2 separate regions of the Homo sapiens genome follow, and region 1 is linked to region 2. Evidence: chromatin loops called from intact Hi-C (ENCODE). Cell type or tissue: MCF 10A. All regions are shown on one strand. Links, peaks and the distances in the headings refer to the core of each region. The heading gives the core; the rest is flanking DNA.

Region 1 (2,910 bases), core at 298-2,797, 540 kb after region 2:
AGCTGGGTATTTTGCTGGGGTCCTAGAGGAGAAAAGATGCTACTTTGGGCTGTTCCCAACCTGGAACAAGGCTTAAATCCCTTCTCTTGGTAATGAGATTATAAGAAGCCACTTAAACAGCTGATGTTTGAGCCATGTGATCCTCCCAGCCCAGAGTGGGTATGACCTAGAGGCATGCAAGCCATTTTCCACAAGAAGGCATTCAGAGATTATAAGGCCTAATCCTGCTCCCCTGAGCAAGCTGCAACCCTTCTTTCTGGGGAGACAGAAATACCTGTAGTCCCCAAAGCACAGCCTCTGTCTCAGTGATGGCGGCCAGTCCAGAGGCCATGGCCAACCAGGTCCCTTCCTCACCTTGCTGATCTTCACCATGTCTAGTTCATTCTGCAGGCGGGCAAGCGTGGCATCATCATGGCCTCCTGCACACTTGGTGACTGTGCACCACTTCTGGCTGCCAGGGTCGTAGCAGCCCATGAGGAAGATTGACATCATGCCGCCTGGGAGGGGAGTGTGAGATGAGTGTGGGTTGGAGGAGCCATCTCTGCCAGTCCCAAGAGCCCAGGGCCAGGGAGAGGACCTTGGGTCCTGGCCGTCAGAGTGCCAGAGTTTACCTCTTGGAGCTACCTCTTACTAACTGTGTAATTTTAACCTTTATAAGCCCCAATTTCCTCTTCTGTAAATGAGGGATAATCACACCCAACCTGTTGGGCTCTGGGGCATTGAACTGTGTTGGACACATGATAGATTGCTTAAAAGTATTAGTTCCTCAGACTCCAGCTTCCTTTCCAGTCAGGAAAGAGATTTTGCCTGAGGAGAAAGCTGTCAGGCCCTGACGAAATAATTGGTGGTAAGCGTCCTTCTGCTAGGCTAGCATAGGGTACTCTATTCTGACTTCTCCCTAACCGAGTAAGCAGCTCTGCCTGAGGTGACTCAGGCCAGCTTGGGGCCCTAGATCCTAGGACTTCGGAAGTCATAACTGGCCATGCTGGCAGATCAAGCCAGTAACAAGGCCAGCCTGTACCTCAAGCGGTACCTTCTAAAACAGTACCACCCCAGGGGGCAGAGGCCACCCTGACCTTTGCTCCCTTGCCCATAGAAGGCTCCAAGGACCACCAGGTCAGCTGTGTCGGCCATGGCCCCCTCGTTCAAATAGTCTTTCTTCACTTTCAGCCAGTGCCGCTTCCCAGGCTCATATGTACCCTGAAGGGAAGCAAAAGAGAGACCACAGAATAGAAAGGCAACTCCATGAGGATGGGTTCACCCCTTCACTGCTACACACCAGATCTAGCCCAGTGCCCCTCCCTCAGGGTAAGAGCCCTCAGGCTCCAGGCACTATAGGAGACACACAAAGCAGTCCTCCAGATCCAGGACACATCTGCCCACACTTCCCCAGCAGCCACCCCAACCACTGCAGGCTGCCACCGCCATCTCCTGGTCAGGGCTGGAAAGGCTCAGGGGAGAGGGCTGCGAGTGAGTCGACAGGAGAAGCCAAGCGAGGCCACTTTACCTTCACATCCTTCAGCACCAGCCCCTCCAATCCCTCCTGGATCACCCGGGTTATCATGTCAGCCAAGTCCAAAGCTTTCTGAGGGACAAGAGAGATGCTGAAGTTGGTGTGAGAGTGGAGAAGGTGGTGAGTGAGTGGGGGTTGTTCCTTTTCACACACTAGTTAAGTGTCCACTGGAAACACCCTTACTTGAAATATAAGGGACAAAGGGTTAGAAAGCAGGTTGCTTCTCATCCCAAACAGAGGGCTGCTGTGGCTTTGAAACACAGGAGGCTTACCTAGGAAGGATTTCCATGCCCTACCCTTCTGGGTGAAGACTAGCAGGCAACATATGCAATAGTCAAAGGCCAACATTATCAGGAGGCTCCATAAGACATTAAGATTTATTCTTCCAGTCGCAGTTGACCCAAGGAGTTCTCTGCCCTGCTTTCAAACTTCTAGGACACTGCCTAGCATAGGGTCTTCACTTACTGTGACTCGCTTCATTTCTGAGAACATGATCCGGTTTGGAATTTCAACCATGTTGTCATGAAGAAACTTCCGCCGCTCACACAGAGGTCTGAGGAGAACAGGAGAGCTGAGGTTAGGCCGGGATCCTCCCTCCCTTATTAGGAATTCTGAGGAAGGAAGGGCCACAATGATAAAACTGCTACTTCAAGAAAGGGTTTGCCATGGATCAAAGACCTCATGTGTAACAGTTCTGCTGTCAAGGGCTACAAGGGCTCCATCGTGACCGAAGATGGAAAATTGTGAGCTGTGGCATAGAGCCAGTTCATAGTTGTAGTTCCTAGTTCTACTTCATCAAGCGAGCCAAGGGAGAACTGGCCTGTAGCCCAGATTGTATAAATTCTGGTCCCACTTGAAATACGACTCCAACTCTCATTTTTTATCCCCTGCACCCTGCTTTGCCCCGATCCCAAGGCCAACCCCGGGGTAGGCAGGCTGAGACAGGCCTTGGGACCCAAACCCCAAATCCTACCCCCACCAATTCCTTCCCTCTCTACTTCCTTCTCCTTCCCCAATCAAGGATGTGGCTGTTGCAGGAGGAACAGGGGTAGAGATACATTTCTAAGTGAGGAAAGGGCTGATACTGGTTTCTCAGGCACAAGCATATGGATGCAGCTAAGTCAAGACTGCTAATTCTCTCCAAGATGGTCCCACCCATGGCCTCCCCTATAATCCGGAGCTTCCTGTTGTCAGTCTCTTCTGAAATCAAAACCTCTGAGCTGAAAACCATCTGCCTTATGCCCCCAGGGGTGCCACTGGAGCCCCTAGGGGTGCCATTGGAGAAATAAACTGAAACCCCATATGCTCACAGTCTATTTCTCTGCAATAGTCCATTTTGCTTTAGTAGAGAAACTTCTTTGGGGGTTTGGGTTTCTTCTGTGACTTAAGCTCTCAGA
Region 2 (2,910 bases), core at 103-2,602:
TGGCATATATCCAGGTTCTCTCTCCACATTTGGATCCTTTCTCCCTTTCAATGTTTGGCTAAGCTATGGTTTTTAATCTGGGGTGAGAAGCAGTATCTCATAAACAGCTCCCGCCAGTGACTGGGCCCATTCTGGTTCTTATCCATTGGATTGAGATGGAAGAGGAGCAATTGAAATAATAGACATGAATTCCCATCAATTGCCAGGTCCCTCGGCTTACTTCTAAATCTCTCTCAACTCTGCCGGCTTAATTCTAAATCTCTCTCAACTCTGCCTACTTCTCCACTGTCCCCACCTTAGTCCACATCACCATCTGTTCTCATTTGGGCTGCTGAAACCATATCCTGAAAGGTCTTTTCCATGACTGCTCTAACCTGCTTCAGCTAGAAAGGACTTTGAAAAATGTTCATCTGATGCTGTGTCTTCCTGCTTAACAACCTCCAATGGCTTCCCATTACTTTTTGTTTTTTTTGAGACGGAGTCTTGCTCTGTTGCCAGGCTGGAGTGCAGTGGGACGATCTCAGCTCACTGCAACCTCCGCTTCCCGGGTTCAAGAGATTCTCCTGCCTCAGCCTCCCGAGTAGCTGGGACTGCAGGCATGTGCCACCATGCCCGGCTAATTTTTTGTATTTTTAGTAGAGATGGGGTTTCACCGTGTTAGCCAGGATGGTCTCCATCTCTTGACCTCATGATCTGCCCACCAGGGCCTCCCAAAGTGCTGGGATCACAGGCATGAGACACCGTGCCCAGGCCTTTCTTTTGAGACAGAGTCTCCTTCTGTTGCCCAGCCTGGAGTGCAGTGGCATGATTTTGACTCACTGCAAACTTTGCCTCCCAGGTTAAAGCAATTCTCGTGCCTCAGCCTCCCAAGTAGCTGGGACTACAGGTGCAGCCTGGTTAATTTTTGTATTTTTAGTAGAGATGAGGTTTCACTATGTTGGCCAGGCTGGTCTCGAACTCCTGACCTCAGGTGATCTGCCCGCCTCGGCCTCCCAAAGTGCTGGGATTACAGGCGTGAGCTATGGTGTCTGGCCAGCTTCCCATTACTCTTAGGGTAAAGCCAGGAACCCTTAAAGTGGCTTACCAGACAATGCACAGCTGGACACCTGAGCATGGTTCCAACCTCATCTCCTGCCTCTATCCTTCCAGCTCTGTGCTGTCAGTCTTTTGAACTTGACATACTCCTTCTTACTTCTGTCTAGAAAATTCTTCCCCCCCTTCTTCACCAAATTAACTCTTCACCTCATTTGCATTCTTCAGATCTTAACTCAAATGTTACTTTTTCTGGAAATCCTTCTCTGAACCCATTCCCTCTCCAACTGCCAGGTGAGGGCAGTGTTTCCATTCTAAGCTCCCCTGACATTCTAAACTTTTGTCCATAGGAGTCACTTGTTTACTGTCAACCTCCTCAAGAACAGGGACCAGGTTTGTTTTGTTCACCACTGTCTTTTCTGGATTTAGCACAGTGCTAGGCAAATAATAGATTTCCAATAAATATTTGTTGAGTAAATGATTTATGACTATTATTTATGGTTAAGTATGAATTGAGAGCAATTTCAACAATTGAGAAGTACCTAGTTCATTAATATGCATCTTTTAAAAATAGTTTCTACATACAACATTGTGTTAAGCATCTTCTTGATGAAATGTAACATATAACTAAAAGCATAACAACTTGAAAGGGTTGTAGAGGTGTTATGTGATAAAAGCAGAATATAAAATTCTGTTTATTTGATGTTTACAAATTGTAAAACAATGTAATATTATTAAGATGATAAGAGATAAGGCTGAAAATATTATTGATCACCATAATATTGTTTATAAAGTATATAAAACTGAATGTTGTAGCCTGCCATTTTTTGTGTGTCAAACAATATATATTTAATAATGTGATAATTATATGATTTTGAAGTTTTTTTGTTTTTGTCTTTTGGTTTGTTTTTGTTTTTGAGACAGGGTCTCACCAGGCTGGAGTGCAGTGGAATGATTTTTGTTCACTGCAACCTCTGCCTCCTGGGTTCTAGTGATTCTCCTGCCTCAGCCTCCTGAGTAGCTGGGATTACAGGCACCTGCCATCATGCCTGGCTAATTTTTGTATTTTCAGTAGGGGTGAGGATTTCACTGTGTTAGCCAGGCTGGTCTTGAACTCCTGGCCTCAAGTGATATGCCTGCCTTGGCCTCCCAAAGTGTAAGGATTATAGGTGAGAGCCACGGTGCCTGGCCTGATTTTGAAGTTTTAAAAAAAGTTTTCCAGTAATCCCAACGGAGCCAGGTACTTTATAAAATTTTTCTTGATAACGTCCCTCAGGCTTTTTATTCTGTTATTGATTTATCTGCACTATCAATTTTTTATTAAACAAGCTTTGCTTTTGTGCCTTTTTTTTTTTTTTTGAGATGGAGTCTCACTCCCTTTTGCACAGGCTGGAGTGCAGTGGTGCAATCTCGGCTCACTGCAACCTCCAACTCCCAGGTCCAAGCAATTCTCCTTCCTCAGCCTCCCAAGTAGCTGGCATAAGAGGCATGTGCCACCACGCCCAGCTAATTTTTGTATTTTTAGTAGAGTCGGGGTTTCGCTATGTTGGCCAGGCTGGTCTCAAACTCCTGACCTCAGGTGATCCACTCGCCTCGGCCTCCCAAAGGATTACAGGCGTGAGCCACTGTGCGCGGCCTGTGCCTATTTTTAAAAACCATTCATTTATGTTTTCAAATTTCTTAATACATATTTTGATGGAACCAAATCTTTCTCAGGTATGATTTTAGAGGAAGAAATCTACTAGAGTTTTCTGTGTATTGATTTTTTTCTTTGGGTCTTAAAGGGAGAAGAAAAGATTAGCAGTTCTTGAGGTTTCTATTTCATACAAAATAATTTGCACTTTTAGATGTAGAAGAGAGTTGTCAGGCCGGGCTGGG

What was found. Hi-C counts contacts between places; a loop is a spot of excess contacts. Peaks named below come from ENCODE experiments on the same cell type or tissue, not always from the same donor. Only the 100,000 strongest peaks of a DNase experiment are listed, where the experiment ranks them.
Region 1: it touches region 2 in a loop (4-fold over the local background); 7 of 110 quality-filtered maps call a loop at or near these places.

What each region holds. Positions count from the first base shown.
Region 1 is chr17:34,996,894-34,999,803 of GRCh38, reverse strand. LIG3 (DNA ligase 3) reads right to left here. Exons shown (of 20, transcript NM_013975.4): 12 at 1,979-2,066; 13 at 1,508-1,585; 14 at 1,077-1,200; 15 at 355-497; 16 at 1-22. Among named protein-coding and RNA genes, the nearest start is that of LIG3, 18 kb to the right of the region's middle. In MCF 10A, for the core only: a CTCF peak has its summit at 1,417 (motif pointing left); a DNase peak (open chromatin) is centred at 1,433.
Region 2 is chr17:35,531,923-35,534,832 of GRCh38, reverse strand. All of the region lies in intron 1 of SLFN12L (schlafen family member 12 like), which reads left to right. Among named protein-coding and RNA genes, the nearest start is that of SLFN12L, 4.3 kb to the left of the region's middle. In MCF 10A, for the core only: a CTCF peak has its summit at 1,344 (motif pointing right); a DNase peak (open chromatin) is centred at 1,342.